Linked DNA regions of Mus musculus: all the other regions are linked to region 1. A link is a loop called in an ENCODE intact Hi-C map of the cell type or tissue named here. Cell type or tissue: left cerebral cortex. All regions are shown on one strand. Each heading gives the region's core, and the rest is flanking DNA. Links, peaks and the distances in the headings are about the cores only. Region 1 has its middle 12 kb from the start of A330049N07Rik. Region 2 overlaps A330049N07Rik (RIKEN cDNA A330049N07 gene). Region 3 has its middle 40 kb from the start of Gm22937. Region 4 has its middle 48 kb from the start of Gm34486. Region 5 has its middle 75 kb from the start of Ipmk. Region 6 overlaps A330049N07Rik (RIKEN cDNA A330049N07 gene). Region 7 holds the start of Zwint (ZW10 interactor).

Evidence for each region. Hi-C counts contacts between places; a loop is a spot of excess contacts. Peaks named below come from ENCODE experiments on the same cell type or tissue, not always from the same donor. Only the 100,000 strongest peaks of a DNase experiment are listed, where the experiment ranks them.
Region 2: it touches region 1 in a loop (2.8-fold over the local background); 2 of 42 quality-filtered maps call a loop at or near these places.
Region 3: it touches region 1 in a loop (6-fold over the local background); 2 of 42 quality-filtered maps call a loop at or near these places.
Region 4: a loop joins it to region 1, with 5 times the contacts of the local background. A loop is called at or near these places in 5 of 42 quality-filtered maps.
Region 5: a loop joins it to region 1, with 3 times the contacts of the local background. A loop is called at or near these places in 2 of 42 quality-filtered maps.
Region 6: it touches region 1 in a loop (2.6-fold over the local background); 2 of 42 quality-filtered maps call a loop at or near these places.
Region 7: a loop joins it to region 1, with 7 times the contacts of the local background. A loop is called at or near these places in 5 of 42 quality-filtered maps.

The regions. Positions count from the first base shown.
Region 1 is chr10:73,096,273-73,100,785 of GRCm38, forward strand. It overlaps a transcript of Pcdh15 not described here. Among named protein-coding and RNA genes, the nearest start is that of A330049N07Rik, 12 kb to the left of the region's middle. In left cerebral cortex, for the core only: a CTCF peak has its summit at 1,983 (motif pointing right); DNase peaks (open chromatin) are centred at 663, 1,030, 1,959, 2,923 and 3 more places; H3K4me3 peaks cover 3,580 bases; H3K27ac peaks cover 2,300 bases.
Region 2 is chr10:73,010,021-73,014,533 of GRCm38, forward strand. The region is part of intron 2 of A330049N07Rik (RIKEN cDNA A330049N07 gene); the gene reads right to left. Among named protein-coding and RNA genes, the nearest start is that of Gm34776, 39 kb to the left of the region's middle. In left cerebral cortex, for the core only: CTCF peaks have their summits at 1,083 (motif pointing left) and 2,075 (motif pointing right); DNase peaks (open chromatin) are centred at 988 and 2,070.
Region 3 is chr10:71,855,698-71,860,210 of GRCm38, forward strand. No RefSeq gene overlaps it. Among named protein-coding and RNA genes, the nearest start is that of Gm22937, 40 kb to the right of the region's middle. In left cerebral cortex, for the core only: a CTCF peak has its summit at 2,133 (motif pointing right); a DNase peak (open chromatin) is centred at 2,115.
Region 4 is chr10:71,477,502-71,482,014 of GRCm38, forward strand. No RefSeq gene overlaps it. Among named protein-coding and RNA genes, the nearest start is that of Gm34486, 48 kb to the right of the region's middle. In left cerebral cortex, for the core only: a CTCF peak has its summit at 2,623 (motif pointing right); a DNase peak (open chromatin) is centred at 2,629.
Region 5 is chr10:71,420,292-71,424,804 of GRCm38, forward strand. No RefSeq gene overlaps it. Among named protein-coding and RNA genes, the nearest start is that of Ipmk, 75 kb to the left of the region's middle. In left cerebral cortex, for the core only: CTCF peaks have their summits at 1,548 and 2,504 (motif pointing right); a DNase peak (open chromatin) is centred at 2,533.
Region 6 is chr10:73,022,741-73,027,253 of GRCm38, forward strand. All of the region lies in intron 1 of A330049N07Rik (RIKEN cDNA A330049N07 gene), which reads right to left. Among named protein-coding and RNA genes, the nearest start is that of Gm34776, 52 kb to the left of the region's middle. In left cerebral cortex, for the core only: a CTCF peak has its summit at 2,061; a DNase peak (open chromatin) is centred at 2,768.
Region 7 is chr10:72,651,919-72,656,431 of GRCm38, forward strand. Zwint (ZW10 interactor) reads left to right here and starts at 2,928. Exons shown (of 8, transcript NM_001293683.1): 1 at 2,928-3,059; 2 at 4,065-4,155; 3 at 4,320-4,443. The coding sequence starts at 3,001. In left cerebral cortex, for the core only: no CTCF peak of the experiment used is centred there; DNase peaks (open chromatin) are centred at 2,293, 2,878, 3,414 and 4,459; H3K4me3 peaks cover 2,190 bases; H3K27ac peaks cover 2,277 bases.

The DNA of each region.
Region 1 (4,513 bases), core at 312-4,311:
AATGGTTTAAATTATTTTTATTAATCTAGAAAAGAAAATGCGATGTGTATATTACCTCGAGGAAATAAAATACACGGTTTTCCATGCTACAAGGCTTGAACTGTTATGGTGTGGGAAAAAGCAGGCATTTTTAAGTCAGATGGGGAGGTTCCATGGTAATTCGTCTCCAGTGTAGAAGTCCCCGTTGGTTCCGAGGAAACTCGAAGTTTGTTCTCTGTGCTCTAGAAAGCTTCCTCTTAACCCCGGATTATGTCCAACCTCCCTTGTGTAGTGCTACTTAGATATAGCTTTCTTCCAGGGCAGCCCTGCAGGTGAATCTGGCCAGATGGACCAGGTCCACACAGAGGGGGCAAACACTGAGTCACTCCTCGGGAGCGATGTGCGATTATAAGAACTACAAACCACTCAGTGCCCTGCTGTTTTTTCTCCTAGGCTCTGCCCTAGTATGTGTCTCCAGGGCTACTGGGGATGCGGACAGACCCCATGCTCGCTACATTTCTCTGCACCCAAGAGGAAAAGTGTCTTTCCCACAGTTCCATACAGGAGACTTGGAGGAGGGCGGAGGTAGGGCGAGTTCCCGAAGCCGCCAGCCAGAGAGAAGGCAGGAACATTTGCTTCTAGACAGGACCTTGCTCTCAGATGTCCATCTGCATCTGCGCTTGCGCATTGGTGATGCAGGTCACCATGGTGCGGGGCGTGTACAGCACAGGCAAAAGGCCTGGGCGGGTCCAAGCAGATGCGCAGAGAAAGCCAAGCGTCAGGCACCTGGGGCTCTATGGAGGCAGGAGGGGCGACCTTCTGGCTAGAAAACCTCCCAGTAGCAACTGGGCCATTTGGAGCATCCTTCTATCCTTCATAGGAGCAGCTTCGCTCACAAGCTTCTGAAAGGAATGCAGCGGGCAGCGACTCCAGATGCTGTCACTTTGGGGGAGTTTCTCCTGCTCAAGTGCTACATGCTGGGTGCACCATGTCCTCTAGAAATTGGTGTCGCCAATTTCTCCAGGTGGCCTAATGATTGGGATAAAGCAGCCATTGCCCCGCCTCCCTAATGATGATTGGGGTAAAGCAGCCACTGCCCCGCCTCCTAGCCTCTATCTTGGTGGCTCTAGGGAACTAGGCGCATCACCACCTGGTGCCTTAGTGGCTGTCCACTTAGTGGATCTGAGTGTTTTTGTGCTCCTGTTACCCAGGTCCCGATCCAAACTGAGCAGATAGTAAACCCAGTAGCTTCTTTCATAGCGTTGGCCAAGACCAGGCTTCTGACATCAGAGATGGATAGGCAGGTGAGCAGAAGATAGAATGCAGAATCCAGGGTTTCTGTCTCCCTCTTGGTCCCTATTCCTTCAACCAGGAAGGACTGTTTCAGTGAACCCCTGACTTGCTGATTTCGCTACTCTCCCATCAAACTCTTTAAGTGATGAATGAATGAATGAATGAATGAATACTAAAGTTGATCTGCCAGGTTTGTTCGTTTTGTTTGTTGTTCTGCTTATTTTGCATCCTTGTTTAAGGCAGGGGCTCTGCTAAGTAGCCCAGACTGACCTGGAACTACTCTTGATTCTTCTACCTTAGGGTCCCCAGTGCTGACATGATCTGCCAGTATATGATTCTAGAAAATAGGTAAGGCCGTTTTCCCTCCTCACCAAATCTTCCGAAGGAATTCACCACCCAGAGCAAAAATACTCTGTTTTCTAAGTTCCCAAATGCCTCGGTTAATGAGGCACTTCCCAGAGAGTCTGGCAGAACCTTTGTGGTAGGAACCTGTGTGTGTGTGTGTGTGTGTGTGTGTGTGTGCGCGCGCGCGCGCGCGCTTTGGTGGGGGCTGTTAGGTCTAGAGTCCTCGGAACGGTGCGGGTTAGTTAGGGAGGGAAGAGGAGGAAGCTAGTAGGGAAGACAGAAGAACCAGAAAAGGAAGCTGGAGGAAAGGGGGTGGGGAGCTAAAGCGCCCATGGAGCCTGTTTTCCCGAGCATGGCCGCTAGAGGGAGACATGCCGGGCAGTACAGGTGGAATAAAAAAAGGAGCCTGCTGTCTGGAGGAATTTGTCATGATGTCGCTTTAAAAGACTTCAAGTGAAGACTCTGAAGGGAGTTCACAGAGGAGAAAATCCAGTTGCATCTGGACTTTGCCCCTCCAGTTCCTCAGGTGTTGAGATCTTGCATCCTTTGTCGTTCTCAGCTTGACACCAGGAATCTGCGGGAAACCCAGGACAGGGCATAGACCTCTAAGGTTGGAGCTGTGACAATCTTGACTTTTCCTGAATGGGGTGTAAGAAAACGCGCTAGAAATGGGGGATTTTTGCCTCCCAAATTATGGATTCAACTTCTGCTTAATCTGACTCTATATCTCTAAAATATCACGCCTTCGTGATTGAAATCCTAAAAATCAGTGTGCAACAGACTTCGTTATTCAGATATGCAAAGTTATTTGAATTTCTCCACGCCAACTTGGAAATTCCTACAGAAACCTTGGAATATGTCGTTTAGCGCAAGCTTGGTTTTTGTTTTGTTTGGTTTTGTTTTTGGAATACTATTCCCCCCTGCAAAAGCTCTTAAGTCATTGATGAGTTTTGGAAAGTAAGATGGCCATAGGTTTGTGTCTGGGTATGTGGGGCTGGATGCATGTGGGACATTTGAACACGTGGACATTTTCCGCGTACTGTCCCTAGGTTGGCAGTGGGGGCTGTGGGAAGTTAGCGTGGTGTTGCCTTCCTTCATAGGAATTTCAAGACCGATCAATCTAATTTTTTTCTTTTCCAGCTTAAAAGATGTCTCGGTGGGTTTGAGCTCCTCCAAGTGAATCAGCGATGACTCAAGAACAAACCAGAAAAGTGTGTTTTCCCAGAACCAGGTGTTGAGCGCCTGGGCGATCCAGCCAGCGGCGCGCGCGCACATAGTGGCCAGAGCCCGCTCCGCTCCTCCAGCGCACCACGCTCGGTGCCGCCCTGCAGGACCCGTGGGACTCGGACCCCGTGCGCCACCCTCGCTCCCTCCCACCGACACCCCCCAAGCCCGGCGCCCTCTCTGGCCCCAGCGGCAGACTCGTCCGAGCGCTGCAACCGGTGGGGCGGGGAGACCTGGCGCTCGCCCCGCGGGCCCGGCAGCCGCTGACGTCCGCTGGGGCCTTTAAACGTGCGGGTCCCCGCGCAGGAGAGACACGACTTTGGAGCAGTCACTTTGCGGGGAGGGAGAAAGCCTCTCCGCTTGGGCAGGCGACAGCTTGGAAGCCTTTGTTCCCAGGCGCTGCGTTGGGTCTGGGTCCCATCAGTACCGGGTGCCAGCATCCTAAGCAGCGGGAGGCGCGTTGGCTACTCGCGTCTGACAGTGGACCCCAGACGTCCCCGTGCCTTCCCCTGCACAAGCAGATCAGGGACCGCGAGGTGCGCCCGCGGTCGCCCGCGGAGCAGAGAGCTGTCTCCCGGGCTCGGGCGCCGGGTGATTTTTCTCCCAGCTGGGGAAGGCGCCTCGGTGAACCCGCACCTGCAACTTGTTTGGTTTCCTCTCCCGCAGCGTGTGCAGCGGCGGCATCAAAGTTTCTCTGTCTTCCCGGGGAATCTGCCGTTTGGATCGATCCTCCCCGCTCGGTGTCCCCAGGCCTGCCGGGAAGCGAATCGCCCGGCGCGCGGGTGAGAGGCGCGGCAGGAGCGGCGTGGTAGCGGGCGAGCACCAGGAAGGAGCTGCGGCCGGGGACTCCCCGGGTGACCCTTTGCGGCGCGACCAAGCTCGGTGAGCGCAGGAAGAAGAGCTAGCTACGTGGTTTGGGGACGAGGGTGCCCGCACAGTGGATGTTAATCGCCTTGCTGATTGCCTCTCAATTGGGAACTAGTGGAGAGTGCAGCGCGGGGCAGGCGCGCTCTGCGGGACCCGGGCTAGCAGGCAGGGGTCAGTGCAGCTGTGGCTGCAGAGGCTCTGAGGGAGGACGCCGCGGTGCTCGCTGGAGCCTGAAGGTAGGCAAGGGGGTGGGATCCTGACTCTCAGGCCCAGCTCAGAATTCAAAAGCGTGTCTGGTTTCCTGCAACCAGCTTCTCTCCCTCTTCTCTTTGCTCACCTCTCCTCTTGGAGACTCTGGGGACCCAGGACCCCGCAGGGACCGCGACCTCCACCTCCCACCAGAATGCCTAGTGCTAAATCCTTCAGTGGCCCTGAGCTGGGGGGGGGGGGGGGGCTCTTCAGCTTCCGGGAGAAGTTGATACCTTGAGATTTGGATGATGTCTAACTTGATTTGATGTAGTTTATTAAAGGATGTGTTTCCCGTGGGCAAGAATTATGGGAAATAAATGTCCCTGTCATATACAACGGCTACCACAGCTCAGCATCCTCCCTTCTCCCCCAAAAGTTTCCTAGTAGCAAGTTTTCTTAATGTCCAAATGAAGCCAATGGGGGCTGAAGGCTTCCATGCTTGTAGGCAGAAGGAAGATGCAGCTTTTCAGAAGGGTAGAATAAAGGACATAGTGTGTTTATACTCTCTCTCTCTCTCTCTCTCTTTGACTCTCTCTCTCTGACTCTCTCTCTCTCT
Region 2 (4,513 bases), core at 150-4,149, 86 kb before region 1:
TGGGAGCCATCATCTTAGAAGGAAGAGGAATTAGGAGATGGTATCTAAGGGAAAAGATGACAATGAGATAGCTAGGGCGTTGTATTAGATGTGAGGAAGATTACAGAATTGGCAGGTAATTGACTTTAATTTGAGATTAACATCAGACAAAGGAGGTACAAGCCACAAGTCTAAGTAGACGTGGCAGCTTAGTGATTGCCTTATCGCTTAGCTTCTTATCACCCATTTCTATGGCAAATGAATTGCAATGTGTCCCTCAAATAAGGAGAGAAAATCAGGCAAAAACATGTACTAATGTCTGAAGGGAGGGAAACAAATGTACAGTGAGTTATTCTCATATCACCAATTACTCATCAAGATATTAGCAGTTAGTGTTGGCCAGAGAGGGGGCATCTTCATCAGTGGTGTAGATGCTGACAATTCACAGTGCCTCTGTCAATAACACTTCTGCCGTGTTCATGTGAGCAATCCTAATTACTCTTGGTGTGATACACACACACACACACACACACACACACACACACAAAGAAAGTGGAAGAGGTGCTTATTGGAAAAAGAAGGGGTTCACTAGGTGGGAGATAGTGATAAGAGAAGTTAATGGAGTGTGAGCATGATAAAATTGCTATATACATATATAAAATTATTCTAAAGTAAATTACTTGATAAAAATACAAGTTGAACCTGTTGTTTTCTAAGTCCTTTGATGCTAGTATATTAGTGTATATACTAATGGGGGCAAGAAAATAGGAGTGTTTTCTGTTAAATAGTGTTGCCTCGGCAAGTGTAAGTCCATAATCACTAAGTAAAATAAAAATAAAGTACACTAAAGTGCATCAATTCGAGAACAATAGAATCTCCAGATAGCAATATGCACCTGAAGACAGGTAGTAACAGTGAGACGACCTAGCCAGTGCACTGTTTACTCTCATTTCTCAGCCTTACCTTCTGCTGATCTTGGGGCTCATGATCACACCCTACCCGTTCTACATCCAAAATACAGGATTTGGATTTTGGTTTTGTTTTATTTACTTATTCATTCAACCATTTACATTCTCAATGCTGCCCCCTTCTGGTCACCCCATCACAGAATCCCTCCCCTATCCACCATCTCCTCTGAGATGGTGGGCAAAACCCTAGGAATCTACCCACCTGGCACATCAAGTCTCTGCAGGGCTAGGTACATCCTCTCCCACTGAGGGCAGACAAGGCAGCCCAGCTAGAATATATCCCACGGACAGGCAACAGCTTTAGAGGCAGCCTCTGCTCCAGTTGTTGCGAGGACCCAGATGGGGGGGGGGGGGGGGATTGAGCTGCATATGTGCCAGGGTGAGAGGATAGAGCCAGCTCGTATATGTCTTTGGCTGGTAGCTCAGTCTCTGAGAACTACCAAGGGTCGAGGTTAGCTGCTTCTGTTGATCTTTCTGTAGAGTTACTATTCCTTTAGGGCTTTTAATCCTTCCCTCAACTCTTCTTCCGTAAGAGTCCCCACCTCCATCCAATGTTTGGCTGCGGGTCTCTGCATCTGTTTGAGTCAGCTGTTGGTTAGAGCCTCGCAAAGACCAGTCATGCTAGTAGGCTCCTGTCAGCAAGCATGACAGAGTATCATTAATGGTGTCAGGGATTGGTGCATCTTTCCCAGGTGTCTCACCTCCTCCCAGAACGAACTCTGCTTCTCACTATAGGTGGCTCCCTTCACCAGCTGGCGGCATCCCTCCTGCATTCACATATTGTAGAACGAGGCCATCTCAACCCTTCCTTCGTCATCCTTCATTACCAGATGCTTCAACAAGTCTCCATTTAAACAGTGCCCAAGCCATCTTTCCTCTCTTGATAAAAACATAGCTACCTCCAAATTTTTTATCTTCTAAACACACAGCCATTAGACTTTCACTCCCATAATTTCAAAACGACATTTGTCAGGGTTGCATACTTGCATCCAGCCAAATCCGCAACTCAGTGCGTAGAAGCCTCTGTCTGCTGTATGTGACACACTTCCCATTGAAGCTCACAGCTGGGAACCTTGTGGGTCTGTCATCCTGATATAAAGCTTACAAACTATGTCCAGCAGGTGGCAGTACTGTGCCACCAGAAAGCCATAGTCTCTCTCCGCCCCCTTTATTTTTAAATCATTGTATATTAGTTGTATAGAATGATAGTTTAATTGTGACATCCGTATATGGATCTTGTCACCTTGGCCATCCCTACCCTTGTGTCCACTTCCCAGCATCCTTTACTCTTTTACTTTCATGGCTGTCCCCTCCCCCACCCCACATTCCTTGTAGAAGAGGAAACAAGAACCAGTTGTCTTTCTCCGGCTTGATGATTTAACTTACTGTGGTGATCACCGCCCTCACTGAAGTCCCCAAACCATGGTGGGAACTCGGCTTCTTAGGACTTAGTTTCCCTCACCCTTACAATGGTTTTATACTTGTACGAGGCTCCAGGAGATAGTTTGCACAACCTTGTCATTTCTGCTTCTTAGTACTGTGTACTGCACACTTTCATTTTCTCTTTTTACTAATACCTCTCCTTTTCCATTAGTTCCTTGGCTTCAGCTCAGGGTATTTACATTGGAACATTCTAAAAATCAAGCTTCCAGTATTTTTTTTTCTTCTATATATCGCTACCAGCTCTCCCTCCCCATTCCTCCTCTTCTAATGACCTCCATGATTATCTCGCCTTTACTCTCTCTGGAAAGGTGATCCCCATCCTTGCTTTCCTTTCTTAGTTCAACTCCTTAAGTTCCAGTCCCACTTGACTCTCCAACGTACATTTTCAAATGAACATATCCTCAACTCACGTTTATGGCTTCTTCCATCCTAGATGTGAAGTTTGCACATCCCACTGACGAGTGCCCTCAATTCTATTTGTCTTGGATGAAAGTTTAAAATTATCATTCACCCACATTTTGCTGTATTCCCTTCCCTAACATTTAGTAAAAAATATTGTCTCAACTTCTACCTCCCAGTGACAGCCACAGGCTTTAGGCTAATCACCAGTTCTCCTGAATTGCTCTGGGAGAGGAGACTACTATTTCATAGACTAGCCTCCATTGGCCAGCCTGCATTCTGTGTTCCAAGATGTTGATCCTCCCCTCATCCCGGGCTTCCAACACTAAAGAGAGATTGAGTATTTGGCAATATAAGTTAGCCTTTGTGGGGTTTGTGTTTTGTTTTGCTCAAAGCTCTCCTGTGACTCTGTGTCAACATAGAACTGACTGGTACTGCCCCTCTGGTCTGATAAGTTCTTCCACATTGGCCTCTGCTCCATTCCCTGGCTCCTCATGGTCCATCCATCTATCCTGCTACCAACGAACCAGGACTGATTTGTCCTTAAAGCTACCAGTATTGGCCCTGTTTTCATTTTTGTTTTTTTTTTTTTCTAGAAAGTTGTTTTGCATATGTGCATGTCACAGACTCCTGTTTGAGGAGCTGTAAAGATCAAGAGTATGCTACAGTGATTTTCCAGCCACATTTTCACATGGCTTAACTTCCACAATTCAACACACTCAAGCTGAACTATCAAACTTGATCGATGAAGCTCCTCACACAGTACTAAGGACAGGTACCTCCATTTGTTGTTGTTGCTTTTGTTGTTGTTTTGTACCAGTATACTGGTAGTAATTCTATGAAATGATTCAGGATTATGATGCTTGCTGCTTAGTGCTTCTAATGAGCTACTGTGATACTCAATATCTTTAATGAGTTTGTTCTTGTTTAACTCAGTCCGAGTCAGGTTGTGTTTCTTGTAAATAAAAGAGTCCAAAGAAAAACAAACACAAAAAGCAAAGTATAACAAGAAAAAGAACCCACTCCTTTTAAAACATGTGAAGATAGTTAAATATTTAAAATAGGTCTATTTTGTCGAACAATTTCAAGTCTATGAGGATACTAAAGACAAGACCCATTTTATAAAAATACAAAACCAACAGTTATTTGTCACATCTCCCCGTGAAAACATTAGCAAGAGCCATATTCACAAACTGGAAATCCTTAACACCTTCATCACAGAAACAAAATGAAATACTATGTACTTGGTAATGAAGGAATATTAAATCCATGCCTCTTTCCCCAGATGATGTGCATAAAAATAAAGTAAAAAGCAAATTGTATGGGAATATTAAGTGTCAGAGTGTGTTTTGTTTTACAAATTTGCATATATACAAGTGTGCTTGTAAATATGTTTTCAAGACCAATTTATAATTTTTAAATATGGGGTAGTGTGGCACATTAATAAGAAAAAAAATGGTCATTTATAAGTGTGGTGAATAGAAGGAAAGTTAAAACATGATTAAAGCTATTGTCTTAGTTACCAGGCTGTTTTGAGACTTCCTTTGTCAAAGCAATTAGTCTAATGTGTTCATTTTAGCCTCAGGCAGACTCTTCAGACAATGGCAAAAAAAAAAAAAAAAAAAAAAACCCCAAAAAAAAAAGTCACACTCTTCAAAAAAATATCACAAAAACAGTCTCTAGGCCACACACTAAATGTCTTCTCTGAAACCTCTAGGTTCCCA
Region 3 (4,513 bases), core at 317-4,316, 1.2 Mb before region 1:
CGCCAAGGGTGCTGCCTCAGCGGCTCTGTGCTTCTGCCCGTCCCGGAAGCTCTCCGGTTCTCTGGCGCACCCTCTAATCTGTTCAGACTAATTTCCTAAGTTCTGCTGAGTCCCGGAACCAAGATGGCGACCTTATCTCTGTTTTTAATTCATTAAAAAAAAAACAAAAACAAAAAAACAAAACAAAACAAAACAAAAAAAAGGAAAACCAGTTTTTGCTTGTGTACTTTCAAAGACGACAGAAGGGCTCCAGGTTTCCGAGTAAATTGTCATCATAAAGCCTGCTTTAAATAGCAAGTTGACCCGATAGGAAAAAAATAGCAACATTTCCTGTTGGCTTTCATTTCTTTGCCTTTTAAAAGAAATCTATGCTTATGAGCAGTCGTGCTTGCCTAGATCCTGCACCTGAGTTCAGCCCTTGCTCAGTCAAGGCTGAGTTCATAAAGTCGTGTGGGCCGGAACGAAAGGACAAAACTGTAGAAGATGACAGCCTTCCTGTCAGCCCCATGCTTCCAGAAATAAGACTCAGACTTAAAATATATTTACACAGACTTTGGCCACATAGCTAGGCTCTACTCTCACTAGATCATAACTAAAATAACCCAATTATTTTAACCTACATTCTGCCATGTGGCTGATTACCTGTGCTTGGGTACCATGTGCCATCTCCTTGCATCATCTGGAGCACATCTCCCATCTGGCTCTATTGCAGAATTCTTTCGTTTCCCAGATGTCCCTCCTTCTATTATATCTTTTCCTATAGGCCATAGGATTTTTAACTGACAGGAGATGCATCCATGCAATACACAAAATATTCTTGCTACACAGAATGTCCAAATAGCTCAGAATGGGATCTTGTATTCTCTCTCTCTCTCTCTCTCTCTCTCTCTCTCTCTCTCTCTCTCTCGATCCAAAAACATTAATATATTTTGAGCAATTCAATTTCCATTGGATTCTAAATATTTCTTCAGTAATGTGACTAGAGATAGACAAGTACAAAAGTGGATGACTGGTAGATTAGGAGTATTTCCAAAGAATGAGAGATGAAAATATTTCACTACGTAATTAGAATCTGTATTCAAAAACATGAAAGCGACATCTGCATAGAGAATAACTTTGGAGTCTTTTTATCAAACAGTCATTGTTTAAAAATGCTGCACACATGGAATCTACAGAAATACAGGACTTGAATCCTGTGGACTAAAAACATACACGTTATGGATCTCATTTCCAATGCAAATTTCGATCTGTATGGAATTAAGGGGCAGGAGTACTTGGAGGCACGTGGGCTTTTCTTTGGATATCTTTTTTGAGTTCAGTTGTTTAATTAGATTTGCTTCAAAGCTAAGTAGGTCTCCCAAGAGGTGTAGACTTAGGATTTCCATGGCTTCAAATTAGCCAATGAAGGGGAAAAAATGAATGAAAATTCCAAATTTCTGAAGGTAGACTTGTTCAGCTAATTGCCATATGGATTTAAAAGATCTGTGTAGAACCCGTGTGTAATGGTTTAGGCAAATTATTTGAGCTGTTAGAAGGTTATGACTAAGAGGGATCAAACAAACAGAAAGCAATCAGCCATCAAGCATGGATTCCATTAGGCTGCTACTGTGGTTAGGGCAGAGTACCAGCCTTTCATTTAATCTCTAACAACTCCTTGAGGGAGATACCATGGTTACCTTCATCTTTTAAATCGTCCATCTGAGCAAGCAAAGAGTTTTGAAGGAAAATAATTCTCCCAGGGTAATTGGCGAAGCCACGGGTTGCATTTGACCTGGACTCCATGGTATTTCTGTTAAGCAAGTCTGATAGTCTCATGTTAGAGATGCACAGGTTAGAGAATAAATGAATGCCTTTATAGTCTACAGCTCAGGGGTGGGAGAGCTGGGGCTCTCATCCAGCTGTCTTAGGAATTCCAACAGAAAGAAGTCAAGGTGGATCGACTGAGCAGTGTCTGCTGAACGTACTCGCACGACATTAAAATGCATCAGAGCAGGGTGAGAGTTCACACCCGTTTGCAGAGCTGGGCAGGCTGCCAGCTCGTCAGCGATCAATTCTTCTCATGGAAATGCTTACAAAATGCTATTACAATTTTTTCTGCAAATAAGTGACAGTGCACCTCTGACACCTCTAGGTGGCGACCTTTGGCTTTGCTAGGCTATGTACTAGGTCTTGTCCTGATAGAATTTGCTGTGATCACTTTCCATCCTTCATCTGTCTTCCTGAGAATCTCTGGGGGCTGGGGCAGGAGGGGAAGGTCCTCTCTCATTCCTCTGATGCAAATCAAATGATAATAATGAAAGGACAAGGAATTGACAGGATTTCTGATTGGTCTTCTATTATTTATGAAGCTTTTTAATAAGCAGGTAAAACCCTTTTTTGTTTATAAGTGACAAGCATTGAGTGGAGTTAACCTGTTTAGATGAAGTTCATCTGTACAGCGAAAAAGCTTGGGCAAGCAATAACTGATTTTTTTGACATGGTTCTTGTCCACAGATTCTGACATACAGTCCAGGCTCTCCAAGTTTCAACACAAATTCAGCAGAATTGTGTGTCAGTGATGGTGAAACCACGTCTCCAAGAACTTGGAAAATTCATAGGAAAATATTGGCTTAATTGTAAACATATCCAAGCACAATAAAACAACTTTTAACAACCTGAGGATTTATTTAGCCACATTAAAGTTGTATGGCAGATTTTTATGTTGTTCCCATTTTGAACATCTCTACAATAGTCCCCAGACATTGTTGCTGTCCTCACTGTTTGTTCTGAAGATGGAATACTATAATTTGAAAATGTAACACTTCTCAGAAACAGAAGCATTTTTAGCTCTTCCTATCATTTCTCTCGACTCTCCTTTCTCTTTCATGATTTGTTGTCCTTGCTTTTGATAAATGTAAGTAAACTAGAATTATTTTTAGCTTTCATTGGAAAGTAAGGTGGCAGTTTAATTCAAGCCACTGATAGGACAGTAATTTTGTGGCCGTTGTTTTTGAAAAAGTTGGAAGTGTGCGTGTAACAACTTTTTTTGTGCATTATTTTTGTGGATCTGAAAGTTTCTAAAACCATGATTTGTTAAAAAAAATAGCAGCATTGCAGAGAGAGAGAGAGAGAGAGAGAGAGAGAGAGAGAGAGAGAGAGAGAGGAGAGAAGTTGAGTACAGACTATTCTTGCAGAAGACCCAATTTCAGCTTTTGTAGCCACATTGGGTGGGTCACAACAACCTGTAACTCCAGCTCCAGGGCATCTTGCTAGGTGAGTTTCACAGTAGGCCTCGACTGGAAAAGCAGAGGAGTGGGTGATAGCTGATTTTTAGATCAGGGAAGATCTTTGCTTCTGTGTTCATTATCTCTGTGAACTTGGGCGTGCTCTTTGACTCTTTAGCTATCCTAGGCCTTGGTTTCCTCATTGTGAAAAGGATATTGATAGTTATTCATATGTCTGTTGGAAGGTTTAGGCAGGACAGTGTCATAAATAGTTTGAATACTGCATGAAATATGAAAATAAGATATAGGGATAATCATTATTATTTTGTAATTAGTATTATGCACTTGACAAAACTCGGTTACTTTTAATTTGCACAGAGAATCAGACAAGAAAAACTTGGGTGTGCAAATTCTTGGCCTTTAAGAGTGGTACCAGATGACTACTGTGGAGAGAGGGTCAGTGCTCACAGGGATGTGGGCATGTAGGGGCTGCCCATGATACAGGAAATGGTCTCATACACATGCATATACAGGCAACACTATATAATCAAACTTAGGCAAACTATGCGTAGATAGCACTATTTTGTTAATTAGATCACAAGATCCCTTGCCTCCATTTTACAACAGCTTCATACAGTGTTGAGTAGTTGACACATAGCAGGTATTAGAGTGAGGTTTACTAGAATTAGTATAATGTATATATATGTATATATATATATACACACATATATATATATAGTGAAATTTACTAGAGTTAGTATTATGTATGTATGTATGTATAATATATATATGCATAATATATATACATATATATATGTATATATATATATATAGAGAGAGAGTCAGTATCTTATAGAGAGAGTGATGTTTACAATAATTAGTATATTATATAGAGAGTGAGATTTAGTAGAGTTAGTATATTATATATACAATATTATATACTATATTATATATAAGTATATTATGTATAGTATATTATTGGATTTAGTAATATATTACATTTCAGAATATGTTGAAAAGCAAATAACTTCTCTCCCCTAGTAGAGATACTGGAGTTTAGGAGGTAGTACATGAATTTTGGAGATGCACAGTACAGCCTATACTAAGACATTTATAAACATCAGTGGAGTGCAGCAAGAATTTAAAGAGAGTCTGGTAACAAAGGAAATGATTGTTGCAGTTTAGCTTTTGATTCTCACTAATGTTTGTTCATTGTTAATATCAATGCCTTGTGTCAATGGTCAATGGTCACATGGAAAACACACTGTCTTTACTAAGGAGGAAAATAAAATGCACCATTGATTGCCATA
Region 4 (4,513 bases), core at 197-4,196, 1.6 Mb before region 1:
GTCTTGTTTACTCACCGAGAGATTTTGATATTCACAGTAGAGGAATAGAGGTGGGCTCTGCCACAGGCTAGGTGGGGTATTGATGTCCAATTGTAGATACAATGTCTGTTCTCAGGTCTCCTAGCCTCAGTGGTACTGCAGCGGCACACTGTCATTCCTTCCCAGAGGAGACTCCCGGTGATGGTGGGGACAGAAGCCAGGTCCCTGTCCTCATTGAGACAGTTCTGAAGGCCTGTCTACTCTGGAGCTTCCTAAAGAAACTTGTTTCTCTGTCACAAGTGTACTTCAGGTCAGAGTTATGTCTGCCCTGTCTTGCTCCACTTTCCAGGGCAGCAGCTATTCCTCTTTAAAGCAACGCTTGCCATCCTGGAGGAGTCAGGACCGCAGGGACTACTTCAGCAGGGGTGAGCAGGATGACGGCCCCCTTCCCATTTCGTGATTGATTATTCATAGACATGGTTTTGGGAGGCTCGACTGTAGACAGTCACAGCTGCTATGAGCACTCGGCTGTGCCATGCCCGGAAGCCAGCATTTCCAAGCCTCTCTCCCGATCTTTCTGTTCCCACATCGGCTCTTCTCTTTATGTGGTGGTATAGAGCGGTGGGGCTCAGCCCTCGCTTGTTTGCGGCACCTGAGCAGCTGCGTGGCCTCTTCACCCAGCATTGCGCATTGCAAAGAAAAGCTTTTCTGATTAAGGTTGTGAGCACCATTCATCTGTGGGGATGGACATTAACTATTCAGACAACATCTCGGCACCACAAGTCAGCTAAACGACAGCGTTAAGTTCACTCCTGGGGCCTCCTCGGCGATAGGCTTTTGATAAGGTTGATTTCACAGATTTCTATCACATCATAAAATCTGTCTTCCTTATCTTCCATTTTTCTGGCTACCAAGCTGATTTGGTTTCCGACCCTCCCCGCCACCTTGTGAGCTCTGTGATGGCTTTACTTTGAAATATGGCGTCTATTGCCTTCAAGTACCAACCAAAAAACTGGATGGTTATTCAGTGTGGTAAAGGTGGACCTCGGATTGGCATGCGTTAACCTTTCTAAATATAGAACATTTACAGATCAAGAAACAAAGCCTAAGGAAGTTATGCTTGCCAGATGCACTCAGGCAGCGAGTGGCAGAGAGCTACACCAGGCAATTTGGATGTGCAGCCTGTGCTGTTATGTTAAGTACTGACTGCTCTGTCACCCTTTGCAAATGAGCAGGCACCCTTGAGCAATGTGGAGTCCAGCAGGGGAGGGGGAGGGGGAGAAGCTAATTAAGTAACTGAAAGGTGAGATAAGAAGACATGCATATCAAGAGAAGCCTACATTGAATAAAAAGAGAAAAATACTACATGAGCTCTGGGGACTAAAAGACGCTGTCATGAAGAAACACATTTTGGAGATTGGATAGGAAGCTGGGCGACTCTGGCTTGTCTATAACATCGACGACACGCTGGAGGCCGAGGCAGGAGGATTTAGAGTTTGGTTCTAGCTACGTAATGAGACTCTGGGCTACATAGTGAGACTGTGTCTCAGAAATGAAACTAAACCAAACAGGGAGAGAATGGCAGGAGAAGATCCCTGGCTATGGCATGCAGATGGCATTGGGTGGGAGCTTGGGTGTCTCTGTGGACCCAGTGGGAGAGATGGGGGGGGGTGTTGGGGTTGGGGTGGCGGGGAGCAGGGGCGGTGGGTGATGGGAACGGGGAGGTGTCAGCTTTACTGTGATCTTGGGTGTCAGGACGACCATTCTCTCTCACTTGAAGGGTCACGGGAGGGGCGGTTAGTGATGGGGACAGGGTTCAGAAGAGACATAGTTGATACTGTAGAGACAGTGATAGCGTCAGGCTGCCAGAAAGCAGCAGCAGCTGCAGGAGAGGAAGACTGGACCCTGTGGGTGACCAGGAGACAGAGTCATTGGAATAGGGCAGGGGTGGTCCTCTTTCTTCTTCTCTTTTAACACGATGGTAAGATATGTGCAACTGGGACTCCCTTTCGGATGAAGCTGATATTTACTGAGCACTTATGGTCTAAGTAGAACATAAAGGATATGCTATTCTATATAACTTAGTTGTATAATTATATAACATTAATAATATGATATATTATATAAATTATATAATATATAAAATTATATTATTATATTATGGATGAAGCTGATATTAATTGGGCACTTATGCTCTAAGTAGAACATAAAGCATGTACTATATAATTTAATACTGGTTATATAATTATACAATTATATAATTTATATACATATATAAATTATATTATTATATTATGTATTAAGCTGATGTTTATTGAGCACTTACTTTCTAACTAAAACATATACTATATAATTTAATTATATAATTATATAACGTTTATATAATTATATTATCTCTGTATATAAATTATATTATAGATGACCCTGATACTTATTGAGCCCTTATGCTCTAACTAGAACGTAAAGCATATACTTTAATTATATAATTACACCCTAAATACCCAAGAAATCCCCAACTGTTTAAGTTCACCATGCCTGCAGATTCTCTGACAACCTAATTGCCCGCTTTGCTCAAGGGAAAGAACACCTGGCTGGTTTTTCAGCTAAACTAAGCCCTGCGGACTGGAGACTGTCACTTCCACTTCCAGACACTAGGTGGCACTCTGGGTGCATGCAACGTTATTCCCGTCTCGCCCGTCTCTCAGGCTGAAACTTTGGGAGAAAGCTGGATTCTAAAATGGGTTGAATCTTCCATGCTGCCATGCCACTTCTGTGGTCCTGCTTTGTCTCATCCTATCCCCTCTTTGATGCTCACCTTGTCTCTATTTGCTCTCATGATTATTTTACGTGAATCATAGACACAAGGGCTGTGGGGAAAATGACAGGTCATTGTATTCAGACCTCTGTAGCTAGTGGATGTTATTGCCAGGCACTTATATTACTCCCTTTAGAATTATGTTTAATCTCCTTTGGAATGTCTTATTGATGCTTCTTCAATGACCTCTTTGATAGCTATTCCATTGTTGAATTGTTCTTGCTTTTAGGACACTTTCTCTTATAAGTAATTTAAACATGCCCTCCTTATTTCCTGTAATACATTCTGAGTCATCTTCAAATGATTCTTCACTCTATAGTGTATTACCCCATTCTTCGCAGAAAAAGACTACATGCCACAGGAGGCAAGCCCTCCTTTTAGTATGTTGGATATTCAGAAAAAATCTAACAGTTGTGTGTCAATTCCTCATCTACGAAAAGAATATTTAAAATTATTTTCATTATAATATCCTGTGATCAATTATGCCTATATGTTTATTAAGTAATGCATATATGAGTGTATGTTTCAATTTATAATCAAGGGAAACTTTAAAGTTTTTGTGCTTATATCTATTGTTTTTAGATTTTATTCATGTAAAATAATAAACTATTTTAGAATGGGAAAAAAAAAATAAAATGGGTTGAGATGACCAGATTCTGCTTAAAACACTTCAAACGTGTATTTTTTGGGGGGTGGGGAGGGTGGGAAACAAATTATAGCTCGGAAAAATAAATTGGAAAGATTTCTGGACTTTTCTAATAAAAACCGCTCCAGCGTTTCTGATGTTCGAGAATGGAGAACCAGCCGGCGGGCACAAGCTTGCCACCCCAGCTACAGGAGGCAAGAGGACAGAAAGCTCAAGGCCCACCTGGTTTGCAGAGCCAGTTGAAGGGCACCTTGAGCAGCTAGCTCAGTGAGACTCTTGTCTCAAAACGTGAAGTGAAAAAGGGACTCAGCGTTGGGGACCTTGCCTAGCACACAGGCGGTCCTAGGGGCATCCCTAGAAACAAAATGAGTGCAGTAAACAAAAACAATGATAGGTGAAAAAAAACTGCCGAGGTGTAGATGAGGTGGTGGCCTTTGGGTGAAGGTTTTTGACGTTTCTGAATTAGAAGGGTTCATTTAAAGCTAGCTCAGATTCGCGCTGTTTCCTGTTGGCCCTTTCTGCTGCAGGAGAGAGGCAGGCTCATCTCCAGGCTCAGGAGAGCAAACTGTGAGGATTTCCCCAGGGTAGAGTGAGAAGACACTCCTGTGGGTGACAAAGACCCTACCCAGTGCATCGACTCGCCACCTACTGCGTGTCTGTACTCTCCTTATATTCTTTGTATCCCAAGACTCCCCGAGAAAGCGATTTGAGATGTAGGCTTGCCTCTCTTTAGGACCTGACTTGGAGATAAACTTCTTTCATTTTCTTGGGTTTCTGATTGAATGGTGAGCAAGAGAGTCCTTAGACTCTGGCAACACTAGTAATTTCATTCAACTTCATGTGAAGTTTCTAGAAAAGCCATACCTTGTTAAAGATTCAGTGAAGCAGATTTACTGATTAGAAAGAACCTCATGATTCTAGAAAGGTAGAATGTTGTCGATCTAGAGCCAAATTATCTTGGGCTGGTGCTAGACAACGGTCCAAGAACAGAGTAACTTGAAGGGAATTCTGAGCATCTGCATGGACATGTCAAGAAAATAAGACCAGAGTCCTGTGTGCCCAGTTTCTTTAAA
Region 5 (4,513 bases), core at 293-4,292, 1.7 Mb before region 1:
TTTCTCCACATCCTCGCCAGCATCTGCTGTCACCTGAATTTTTGATCTTAGCCATTCTGACTGGTGTGAGGTGGAATCTCAGGGTTGTTTTGATTTGCATTTCCCTGATGATTAAGGATGTTGAACATTTTTTCAGGTGCTTCTCTGCCATTCGGTATTCCTCAGGTGAGAATTCTTTGTTCAGTTCTGAGCCCCATTTTTTAATGGGGTTATTTGATTTTCTGAAGTCCACCTTCTTGAGTTCTTTACATATGTTGGATATTAGTCCCCTATCTGATTTAGGATAGGTAAAGATCCTTTCCCAATCTGTTGGTGGTCTTTTTGTCTTAAAGCCCACACCCACAGCGACACACTTCCTCCAATAAGGCCACACCCACTGCAACAAGGCCACGCCCACTCCAACAAAGTCACACCCATTCCAACGAGGCAACGCCTACTCCAACAGGTCCACACCTTCTAATAGTGTCACTCCCTGGGCCAAGTATATGTCAACCATTACATGCTACAACACACCACATTTAGAGACAGATCTGCAAGCTCTGATTTGAATTTGACCATTTCTTTGGAAAAATTGTTTAAGGTCTTTGGATAGTAATTTTCCATACTCATAAGGAAAAAGGAACATTTACCTTCCCGGGTGGATTTTATGCTTCAGATACTGCGTGTAGAAAGGTCTAGAGTGCTTGACTCGTGGAATTCCTTTCAATAGTGTTTGTTTCTTTAGTTTTGTGCACGAGCATGCTTGAACAACGACTTCAAGCTCAACATGGATGCTAACAAGGATGCAACGTGGGGCACTGTATCCACACAGCTTACATTCTCAATGACTGTGTCTTAACATTGAGTTGAAAATGAGAGTCGTGTCCTAAAGGGGCACCAGCACAATGGAAGCGCACATTTGCACACCCACCCACCTGTGAACATTCAAGTGAAGCCAACTCAGGCTGGAGGTCAGAGTTCTGTGGTCAGCGTCTCCAGGCAGTGGTGGCATGATGAAGTTCCCCTAAAGGAGATAGGACAAAACTGAAGCCAGAAAACTGTGGGGGCCATTTGCATAAGCTGGGAGGATTAGCAAGATCCCTGTAGGGCTAAGACTCTAGTAAGTAAAGGAGCAGAAAAGTGTGTGTGTGTGTGTGTGTGTGTGTGTGTTCCACATCATTCCTGTGAAGGTCAGAGGAGATCTTGGAGAACTTGGTCCTCTCCTTCCACCACATCTCTTGGAGGCAAGCACCTTTCTCTGATGAGCATCTCTCTGGCCCCCAGGACGGGGCATTTTCCTAGTAGGTAGACAGATGGCAGATTAGGAAGGAAGACTTGTGACAACAAGAATCAGTAGGGGTTGAGTTTGCAAGGCTAGCTGAGGTAGAGGAAGGCTTTGGACATGCTTTGGCCCCTCCCCCATCCCGTCATGGCCCCTCCCACCCCCGGGGGTGGGTGGGGGAGGTGCACAGAGGAGAACTTGCTATGATGACAGTAGGAATGTGGCTTGTGAATGAATGGTAGACTGGAATCTTACTGATCGAAGGGTGTAGGCTGACAGGCTGCTGTTCACTCCCTTCCACTAGTGGGCAGAATCTCTGTTGGGTTCTTGCTCACATGCGTCTATATCATGGAAATTATTATTTTTATTGAGCTATATGAACACAAATGCATCTAATGTTTAACATATGCTGGCGGGGCTGGTGAGATGGCTCAGCAGGTAAGAGCACTGACTGCTCTTCCGAAGGTCCTGAGTTCGAATCCCAGCAACCACATGGAGGCCCTCAACCATCCACAATGAGATCTGATGCCCTCTTCTGATGCGCCTGAAGACAGCTACAGTGTACTTATGCATAACAATAAATAAATCTTTAAAAAAAATATGCTGTCCTGGATTCTGCAAAATCTTTACTTTTTGTCCTGTGTATAGGCAAGGTGACTTACGGTACCAGGGACAGAATGTTGGGTTCCTCACATACTTGGTAGACCTAGAGGTCCCCCTACCACTGTCTGATGGTGCAGGCTGTGAGATAGGTGAGCGGATTTCATAGTTATCCTAAATTATTATTATTATTATTATTATTATTATTATTATTATCATTAATAATATTATTATACCATTTTTTAAAGATGAGAAACTAATTTTCTAAGACACTAAGCAGCCTACTGGAGTTCACCTAGAACACACTCAAGTTTAGATTGAAGCCTGCAGCTCCCGTCTGTAACTACCCTCCATCATAGAGTTGACAGAATCTCATTAATTGTTTTGGACTGCTCTCAAAGTTAGGACCCCCATGCTTCAGCTCCCTAAGCTTGGGGACTACAGTTGTGCATCATCGTGCCTAGCTAGATGCATTTCTCACAGACTTCAATAAATGCCTAACTTATTATAATGGCGTGACTGTGTATTTATAGATTTTAAGCAGGAACGTCACTTTTCATTATCCCTATAGCCGCCTGCATGGCCTTTAGCCACCAGAAAATTGAAACGGTCCTCTGAATGCCAGAGGGTGTTATTCAGGCTTTGGACACTAGGTGGCAGGCATGCTCTTGTTAAAAGTTGGTGAGCAAGTTTGCAGCCACCGCTTAATAGGGAAGATGGCTCTTTTAATTAAGAGTCATTCCCCACACAGGATGTTCACACTGAAGCAGTCATCTATTTTCGGTCCCCAGGGAGCATGTTTTCACGTTATTGATGGCTTGGCTGGGGATGATTTTGTGTAGTCTTTCAATTCATTTCGGTAATGGAATAAAGTCACGGGATCCCGACCTCCTGCTCCTCAGTGGTGAAGAGTTGGAGACAGATTAAATGTGAATTTAGAGCCCTGAGGTAACAGAAATGTTGGGAGGCAGAGGCAGGCAGATCCCTGGAGCTCAATGGCCAGACAACCTAGCCTAATTGATCTGCTTCAGACTGAAAGACCTTGTTCTAGTCAGCAGTATCTCAAGTTGTCACCGTGAGAACAACTTGAGAAGAGTCTCCGTGGATCTATGGGGATGAGTGTTGGGAGCGGTCTTGATTGTTAATTGATGAGGAGGTTCCAGCCCACTCTGGGTGGCACCATTCCTAGGCAGGTGGTCCTGGGCTTATAAGAAAGCTAAGTGATTGTGAGCTGAGAGCTAGCCAGCAAACAGTTTCTGCCTGAGTGCTGTGCCCTGACTTCCCTCAATGATGCACTATGTCTTGGAAGTGTAAGCCAAGTAAGTCCTTCCTCCCCAAAGTTGCTTTTGGCCAGAGGGTTTTTAAAAAAATTACAGTAACATAGAGTAAATTGGAAAAGAAAACATTTGCGGAAAATGCTCAGCATGGACCTCTGTCCTACACACACACACACTCACACACACAGGCATACACTCACACACACACACTCACACACACACACAGGCATACACTCACACACACACACTCACACACACACACAGGCATACACTCACACACACACACTCACACTCATACACACTCACACACACTCACACACACAGGCATAAACACACACACACACTCACACACACACAGGCATACACACACACACACTCACACACATACTCTCACAACCACCCACCCACACCCACCCACACACTCACACACACACACTCACTCTCACACACACACTCACACACACACACTCATACACACACACACACACACACACACAGAGGCATACACATACAGCATATTATACATTATATCTACCTATTATCTATCTGTCCTCTATCTAGTATATCAAACATCTATCAATTGATCTCTTTATCTATCAATTATATGTATCTACCTATGAATTATCTATTATAACTATCTATGTATCTATATTCTATTAATTATATCCCTATCAATTCTATCTATCTATCTATCTATCTATCTATCTATCTATCTATCTATGAATCATCTATTATAACTATGTATCCATGAATCTATCATCTAGCTATTATATTTACTATTTATCTATATATCTATCAATCAATTATATCTTTATATATCTAGCAATTATATCTTCCTATCTATTTATCTATGAATCATCTATTATAACTATGTATCTATCAATTACATTATATATCTATCAATTATATGTATCTGTCTATGAATAATCTGTTATAACTATCTCTGTATCTCTGTATCTATCATCTATTATATCTATCATCTATTTATCAATTATATCTCATATATCTATCAATTATATCTATCTATCTATCTATTTATCTATGAATCATCTTTTATAACTATCTATGTACCTACCAGTTATACCTCTATATATCTATCAACTTTATGTATCTATCTATAAATAATCTATTATAACTATGTATCTATGTATTTATCATGTATCTATTATATCTATCTATCATCTATCTATATTCAATTATATATCTATCAATTATGTCTATCTATGAATCATCTTTTATAACTATGTATCTACCTATGAATTATCTCTCTATCTCTCTATCTATCTCTCTATCTCTCTGCCTTTGTCTCAGCTTTAACTGGATAGCCTAGCAGCCCACAGCTGTGTCTTCAGGATCACACAAAGAACTCTGCACC
Region 6 (4,513 bases), core at 330-4,329, 74 kb before region 1:
CTCAGACTTTTCTAAGAAGAATTTTTCATTGGGGGAAAGAATAATGGGGGTTCTTTTTGTGCTTAGATATAAGTGAAAAGATGTCTTTAAATGAGCTAGCACCATTAGCAGACAGACTATCCAAATATTGGATTTATACTTCATTTATTTCAGTGTGAAGAGAAAATTAAATAGGGATTCTGCAATTAATGTTCCACTTTGAAACACAAGTCATGGCAACAGGTAAAGCTTTTAAAAGTTCATCTCAACAAAGGGAAATCACCTGTCATAATTGTGAACATTATTATAAATCCATTTTGTGTTCAATACTGGGGAAAATGCTTTTATGACAATCCATCCCTTGCCAATTATTCCATTCAAAGAAGTTGTTTTAGCAGTTTTGATATGTGATATGATGGCTACTTAAAAGTATATTCTTTTTAATTTTCTGAAATTTTCCTGCGCGTATGTAATGATGCTTATTTTTCCAACCTTTCAACTCCACAGTGCCTTCAGCTCGTGCCCATTATGAACCTCTAACCCATCCCTTTCCAAGTTGAATCTATCATCACTACCTTCACTACCACCACATCCTCACCATCAGCACCATCACCACCACCATCACCATCAGTACCATCACCATCAATACCACTGTCATCATCATCATCGTTATATCATCATCATCACCATCATCGCACTGAGTCCAAGTTTTGATGCCATGTGCAAATGTGTATGGGCTCCTTAATTAGGTCATGGGTAACCTATTTCCCCAAGGGGAAGTGAGGTTCCCTCCCTCAGCAACCATGACCTGCAAAAAGCTCCTAGACTTGGGGATGAGCCTCAGGAACCCCTTTCCTATCCATGCTAGAACTTTCACTGGCTTGATCTTGTGCAGATCTTATGCTTTTTGTTGAATGATGTGTTAGTCATGCCATGTCCAGAGGACAACGATTCATAAATCACTTCCCCTTCCACCAGCTATTAACCTTTGACCTTTTAGGACACACCCTCTGAGCCTTGAGAGGAGAAAGATTGATGTACCAACCGTTAATTTCTTTCTTTACATTCTTTAACCATTTTATTTCTTTATGTTGTGGATCTTGAGTTTCTTTTATAAGTTTGCAGAATAAAGTATTTCATCTTCTTTGTTCAACTCTTGACTTAGTATGCTGTTCCTTCTATGCTAGTGTGCATGAAGTTGCCTTCATGATTTCATTTTAGATTGCTCGTCACAAGCTTATGTTGGGAAATGGGAATTCTGGGTATTTATCTTCTAAATAAAAACCTTGCATTATAAGTGGATGTAGGCTTAGAGTTTTCAAAATCTACTTTAGTAAGGGTTCTCAAATGCTTCCACTGCCCTTCTAGCCAACAGTCCAAAGGTAGGTGAGGAAAGATGGTGACTAGAACAAGGGGATGTAGACCTGTTTAGAAGTAGTTGTTTGGAGCACTTCCAATCTCTATTGTCAGCATGCCAGCAGTCCAGTTCAAACGTGTCACCAAACATGAATCAGTATCGGTGGCATGATCCAGCAGAAACAGCCAGGCCTCTGCTCAATCAGCATGAATCAGCTGTAGTGAGCAGAGGCCAACCAGAAAGCTAGGAGAAGTTCTATGCCATGCCTCTGTCAACAAAGTGGACATCAGTGACCCCTGGAGACCAAGGAAGACTCTCATGGCAAGCAATGCAAATGAGCCATCACTCTCTGTTGGGTTCTACTGATATTCTCTACAAACATCACGAGTCCTCTCATGGGTCTGCTCCAGCAAAACTTCACATGAGTCTGCTTCAAAAAAGCATCACATGACACAACCAGAAATTTCCACTCCAAGTGGATTTCAAGTGTATGTTATTATTTGCTAACAGGCATGGTTAATTGCTGTCTAAAATTTAAAATATTGCTTCATTTTACTCCAGCCAAAAACCTCCTACAGTGCTGAATAGACATTGTGAGATAGACAACTCTGTTTTTTACATGGGCTTGTCAATTTTGTTAATGTTTACGTTTTGGTTTCTATCCTTTATAAAATGATGTGCGGCTTATGAGTGTTTGTGCTTGGTTTTGTGCTGGTGGGTGCAGTATCCTTGGTTGCCAGAAGAGTGCAGGGGAGTACCAGGAGCTGGAGTTATGGACAGTAGTGAAACACCTGATATGGATGCCACGAAGAACCTGGACTGCGAGAGTAGCAAGTGCTTCCAATCAGCCATTATTATTGTTTTTCACTTGTGTGTTTGTTTTGGTAACTGACTAGACTATTTTGATCAATTCTACTTCCTCCCAAAGTGAAGATGATGTCAAAGCTTCCTAGAAGCACAGCTTCACATTGAGGGACCAGTGGGGAAACCCAGCATAACCTTTGTTGCCTTGGCTCGCTCTGACTCTTTCTGAATTGCATTCACTTGTCAAGCTTCCCATCACCACAGAGTTGTAATATACAAACGGATACATACCTGGATTGGTCCATTGGGAGCCTGACACCTTTAAAGAGAGGATCTTTTTTAGTGCAGAGTTTGAAGTTTGGGCTCACACTCGAGGTCCCTTCCTTGTCTTTCCCAGTTGCCTCTGGTTGAAGAGCTAACATGTGGTTTAGCAACTTTCTCTTGCATTCTCATCAATTTGGATTTCACTAAAACCATAGATTTTTGTTTGAGACAGAGTTTTACTCTGTCGTCTAGGCTAGCCTAGCTATCTTCCTGATTCTACTTCTAGAGTACTGAGATGCCATGCCTGCACCACATGGTGGGCTTAGAGACAGAAGGAAGCCTCCAACTCTTGCCAAACCCTCCTACGATTTTCTTCTGAAGGAGACAGCTGAACTGGAGCCTAATTGCCGAGGTCCCAAGCTCTGCAGCTATAATATCTTAACTTCAACTGGGCAGTAATGACGGAACCCTGTGTTTTAGCTGCAAGTCTGCTATAGGGATGCAGGAATAGCAGAACGGATAACAGGGTAAACTCCATAGACTTCCACAATTCCTACCAAGTTTTAATAGGTTTTCTCAAATAGTATTTCTTCATGAAGTATGCCCCTTAGAACATCCCAGGAAACCCAGCATAATCTTTTTCTTTTAAAATTTTCATACTGATACCCAGTCCAGGAGGAAATATATTTGTAGAATGTCCTGCTTTGCTGCTGTGGAAGAGAAACTCAGCTAAATTAAATAAGTCATATCCAATCCTTCAATGGAAAGGAGATAATGAGATTACCAATTATACAGCATTATTATTTGTCTAAATGTTCAAAATCATGTGGAAAAAAGACTTCATTTGACAATTTCTATTTTTAATTTCTTTTTTTGTTAAAAGTGCACATGCTTCAAGCTAAGAAGAATTATCTGTTTAAATCTTTGGGATGAAATATGCATGATTGTAACTTATAAGGCTTTGTCTGTCCTTCAGTGTTACCTTAGCTCCTATAGAGTACTTGCTTATTACAAATATTAATTACTAAATTAAATATATAATTACAGTCTACTGATAAAAGCCAGTTCAATTGCCAAAAATATCAAACGTGATTAACAGAATGCAAATTTAATAACATCGTAAAGCCTTGTGTTTTATAATATTCACTATTAAGAAAAACATGAATCTGTTCAAATAGAAATGAAATCTGATGAATATATGAACTAATAGCAGTACTACTAATTCTTCTAATTTTAATGTTTTATTATTACAAAGAATAATATTTACTACAAAGCTCACAAATATTTTGTTTTAATACAATTTAAAATTATTTTTCATTTGCTTGAATGAGTCCAGTGTTATTAATTCATTGCAATTGTCAACATGTAAAATAATAGTTGCTTATTTTTGTGCTTATTTTGATTTTTAAATTGACCTTGATATTGATATGATATCGAACCTCCTAAATTGCAACCATTTGTGTGAGGACAAAAATTGAAATGCAGCTTGAAAAACAAATGAACAGCATGAATAAAAACCTTATGATACCTTGTAGACACTAGTAGGAATCCAAATGGATCTCACAGAGATGGTGCATAGTTTATCTTATATCATAACTTTTTGTAAAATATATAAGTATGGCTGCAGGAGGAGATGAAAGCTCATTGGCTAATTAACCAACAGTGTTGGATGAAGAAGGAACCCTTTATCTCAGGTCAGTGTTGGAATTTACAACCTTAACCTTGGGAAGTGTCTAGTAAGAGAGTGTGAAAGATGCTTCAAAATTTGTCTTTTCAAGCAGGTATTTTTCGTGAAAATGCTGGTTAATTTTGTGAGCCTGAATAGTCAGCATGATCAGTACTAAGTAAATGTGATGTGTGGTGTAGACACTTTCCTCACCTGTAATTTAATGGAGTGCTTGGATTAAGAATTTATATTATATGGGACAACTAATTGCTGATAGCTGTTACAAATTATTAAAGAGAAAGTAAAAACGAATGAACAAATTTATATTAAATGTCATATATAACTATATGATTCTTTAAAGCAAAGGCTGTAGTTTTATTTGTATTACTTTTTAAGTTAGCATGCAAAGGTAAGGGACTTTAATAGCATTTCCATGCAGGTCA
Region 7 (4,513 bases), core at 514-4,513, 440 kb before region 1:
TTAGCTACTACTGGGCTTTGACTAGAGGACATACTTAGATAACATTAAGATCTAAAGTGCTGGGCATTTTAAGTGCTGGGTCTTAAGACTAGAGCATATTTTAGAAATCTGTGTGTATTACCACATCTGTTCCTTGTCTGAACCTATCCATTAATATTTTATAAATGTTTAATATTAAGAAAAGACGTATTTCCTCACATAGCTACCATATCTGGTACTTTCTACTCTTCTGTACATATTCACATTTGCAGATGTCACTTTTCCATATACCTAATGCATTTTATCTTTCTTATAGAGTGTGAATCTGGAAAAAAAAATCACTTCTACTTCCAGGCTAAAAATGCCTCTAGTTACCTGTCAGTTTTGAAGACTATTTGCTGCATATAGAAACCAAGGTCAATTTGCTTTTTCTTTGAAGTTCCTTTCCCTCCTCTTCTTTACTTGAGTATATCTAACAAAATGCTTCCTATATTCATTATTTTGTTTTTCTACATGCAGCTGTTTTCCTTCTTTTGCCATCTGCTTATGGTATTTTCTTTTTATTAATGGTCTTGGATTAAGTTAAGTAATTATGGTACGCAGTGACCATTTCATTCATGGTTCTTGTGTTAGGGCAGTGGTTCTCAACCTGTGGGGCTCACAACTCTTTCAGGGGTTTCAAAATGACCCCCTTCATGGAGATCGCCTAAGATTAATCGAAACCACGAATATTTACATTATGATCCATGACAGTTGCAAAATCCAACAAAATGTTGTTGAAATCGCAACAAAATGATTTGAGGTGTTTTGGTAGTTTTGGATTTATAATTAAATTTCCATGTGGGGGTTGTTGTGAGTCTTTGCATTGTTTCTTTGCTTTTTTTTTTTTTTCTTACCTCATTGTCTTGCACTCAGGATCTTTATTTAAAAGGATATTAAGCTGTAAGAACTTGTGTCTCAGTTTACTAGTGTTGGACCCAAGTTGTTTCATTTGTTTAAAAAGATGCTCATTTTGCGTGGTTCCTATGCTTTAAAGCTTATTAATTTGATTTCCATGTTTAATCTGCCACCGAGGCCATCAAATTTCACATATTACAATGTCCATCTTGATAAGGTTGGCGGGTCTTTGTCTAGTGTCACATCTATAAGTAACAGCTTTATGACATTTGTTTCTAGCATAAAAATAACCTTTTATATATCTTGTTCAACATTCACCGTAATCTAATTTTAGAATATTTCTATTAAACCCTTTAAAAGACACTATGCCTTTCCAGTTCCTCTCAATGATTTCTCCTTACCTTACTTTCTCTTCCCTCTCCTATCTATTGGTCAAGTATTAATTCACTCTCTGCTTTCATTGATTTGCCTTATTTGTATATTTTACATAAAAGAAATAATCAGGCCGGGCAGTGGTGGTGCACGCCTTTAATCCCAGTGCTTGGGAGACAGAAGCAGGCAGATTTCTGAGTTTGAGGCCAGCCTGGTCTACAGAGTGAGTTCCAGGACAGCCAGAACTATACAGAGAAACCCTGTCTGGAAAAACACAAGGAAAAAAAAAAAAAAGGAAAGAAAGATAGAAAAAAGAAAAAGAAAGAAAGAAAGAAAGAAAGAAAGAAAGAAAGAAAGAAAGAATCAAATCTGCAATTTTGTTTACCTGGCTTCATTTTTTCAAGGTTCATTGCTAGATTCCCATACAATAATACCCCATTTTTGGTTATTATAAATTTGTATTCCATTTACAGTAGTTCTTCTCATTCCTTGTGTCATGACAGGTTTGTTCTACTTTTGGCTCTTACAGATTTCGTGTGTTGTGTGCATTTTTGTGTTTATATGTTAATTTCCTTTGTAATTATACTTGGAAAATTATAGATCATCCAGTAATTCTATGTTTAACCCTTTGAGGAAACATTGTTTTCAAAACACACCCAGCAGTAACATGAGAGTTCCTCTTGCCCACATCTGTAGCACATCTTGGTTTCTGTTTACTCCTTCTCTGGAACACAAAGATGTTCTGCTTGTCTGATGTCTTAACATCCATTTCTGTTCTAAACAGTGACTTATTCATCTAATAATGAATTTTCTTTTAGTCATGCCTGGGAATGACTAAGCAAAGATCAGGAATTGTAAGCCGAACCTACTGCTTGGTGATTTTTTTTTTTTTTTTTTTTTTTTTGTAACCTCATCTTCATTATTGCAGTCTAGTTGGTCTCACATTTAAGGGATTGTTAAGGCCTCATTCCTTTAATCTGTTAGATGGTGCCACAGCAGTGCTCAACGTAGGTAGGGTTATTTATTGCCAGTCGCAAGGCGACACTTCTCAGTGGTGTATCTGCTCACCATTGAGTAGGCATTCTTCAATACCAATCTGTGAAAATGGTATCTAATATCGACTCTGCTTTAATCTCCAAAGCATCTTTAAAATTCCCTTCAGGAAATTTCCTCAGATACAGCTCAGGATTCAGCAGAGTATTTCAGAAAGCTGCTGGCTCTGGGTTCTCTAGGTGCAGCCTTCTTTCTCTCCCTCCTGCACTCTGGCGACCAACGCCCACCCTCAGTTTCAGCTGGGACTTGTCCACACAAGAGACCCAACTGGGATCTCTGATTAAGGTCTTTAAAAGCACAATGTTTTGAACTCATATAGTATTTACTTATAAGATCAGTATTCTTCAGCGTCGTGGAGGAGAGGCCCACCTCCTTTCTTCCGCAGCAGTACATTTAATAGGAAAGCGTGACTACTGGAACAGATAATAGCCTTTTTCCGGTGTCTGCACCCACCAAATTTTGCTTTCTCACTGTCTGGCCTTCAGCTATCAGTGCTTCCTACTGCGCAGGCTCAGAACCTCCAGCCAGCCCCCAGAACCGAAAAACCGCCTACGCTTGCGTACGGGGGCGGGACCGGAATCGACTCCGGCCAATGAAAAGAGGTGACGTCATTTAAAGTCCTGCCCACTTACCCAGAAACCAATCTCGACCTAGGCGGGCAGTCCAGGAGAATCCAAAGGCGTGGTGAGCGACAGAACGATGGCGGACGCGGAGAAAAACGCTGTTGCGGAGAAAAACAACGCTGTTGCGACGAAAGAGTGAGTGTGGAAGGCGAGGGCCTGGGGCGGCGGCTCGGGCAGTGGCGGCGGAGGGACAGTGGCGCCCTAGTTCAGGAGTGCGACTTCTGAGGGATCTTGTCACCCTAGCTGAGGAGTGCGGGCCCTAAGAGACGATGTCACCTGGATTCTGGAGTGTAGGCCCCGAGGAGCAGTTTCAATTAGAAAAGATAATGCAGCCCGAAAAGACTGTCATCCTACTCCATGAGTGTGGCCTTTGAGGGTTGATGTCGCCTCAATTCAGGAGTGCAGAATTTGACTGTGTGACAACGTCTCTTTTTTGGAATGATGCCTATTAGGGTCTTTGTGGCATTCTGCTGCAGGGGTATGACTAAGCAGGGACTTCTTTCTGTATGCGGAGTGATACATCTGGATGGCTGACGTAGGTCACCTTATGTCGGATGCTGCCTTTGAGGGACATTACCTCACCCACCCTGAGCCCTGTGGCGTAGTATTCTAAAAAAGCCAGCTCCATTACAGATGTCGTAACCAACCCTTTACCATTCTAGGACCTTCTGTCACAACCTTCTTCTTTAGTATTTTTTTATCTGTATCTCTGTCCTCTAGTGGATTGTTCCAGCCAATCTGGAAAGGCTGGGTGGGTTACACATCATACGTTCTGAGATCAGCCATTACTAGCATGTCTTCCAAGGCTTGCCTGAACTTTGGCTTTTCTCTGTTTCTGTATATATGCCCCTGCTGCTTTCAGACGGATTCATCGAGTTTTTACCCATTGTGACCCCCCCTATTTAAACATGTAGTCATGTCTGCACAGTCCCTATCCTCCAGTATTTCAGGTGATTTCCTCATGGCGCTTAGTTGCTACTGTATGTTGTCCAGGTACATGGTGTTTCTGATCTCAGCCTAAAGTCCCTTAAGACCCTTGGGTAGCCTCTGAGCATTGGCACCCTCCTGACATAGATGCCACTGCATATGTTCCTTCGAGCTCGTGTGGTACCATAGCACAATCTCACTCATGCCTTACAGGGTTCTGGCTGAGGCAGCAGCCATTCTAGAACCTGTAGGCTTGCAGGAAGAAGCAGAGCTGCCTGCCAAGATCATGGAGGAGTTTATGAGGGTATGTATGTGCAAAGTGGGACCCAGCGTTTCAGAAGACAGGGGGCGGGGCTGGTCCTGGGATAGCCTCTTGAAATAGTGGGCAGCAATGGGGAAGAACAAAATGGCTGGTCTCTAGTATCAGAAGGGAAGACTAATCCCTGCTTCTGTCCCCACGGTAAACAGAACTCGCGGAAGAAAGACAAACTGCTCTGTAGCCAGCTTCAAGTAGTGAACTTCTTACAGACTTTTCTGGCTCAGGAGGACACTGAGCAGAGCCCTGATGCTCTGGCTTCTGAAGATGCCAGTCGTGAGTAGGCTTGGGTTGTAGGTAGGGTGTGGGCTGAATGGTTGAAGCGGGAAGATGTGAGCCATGCCTG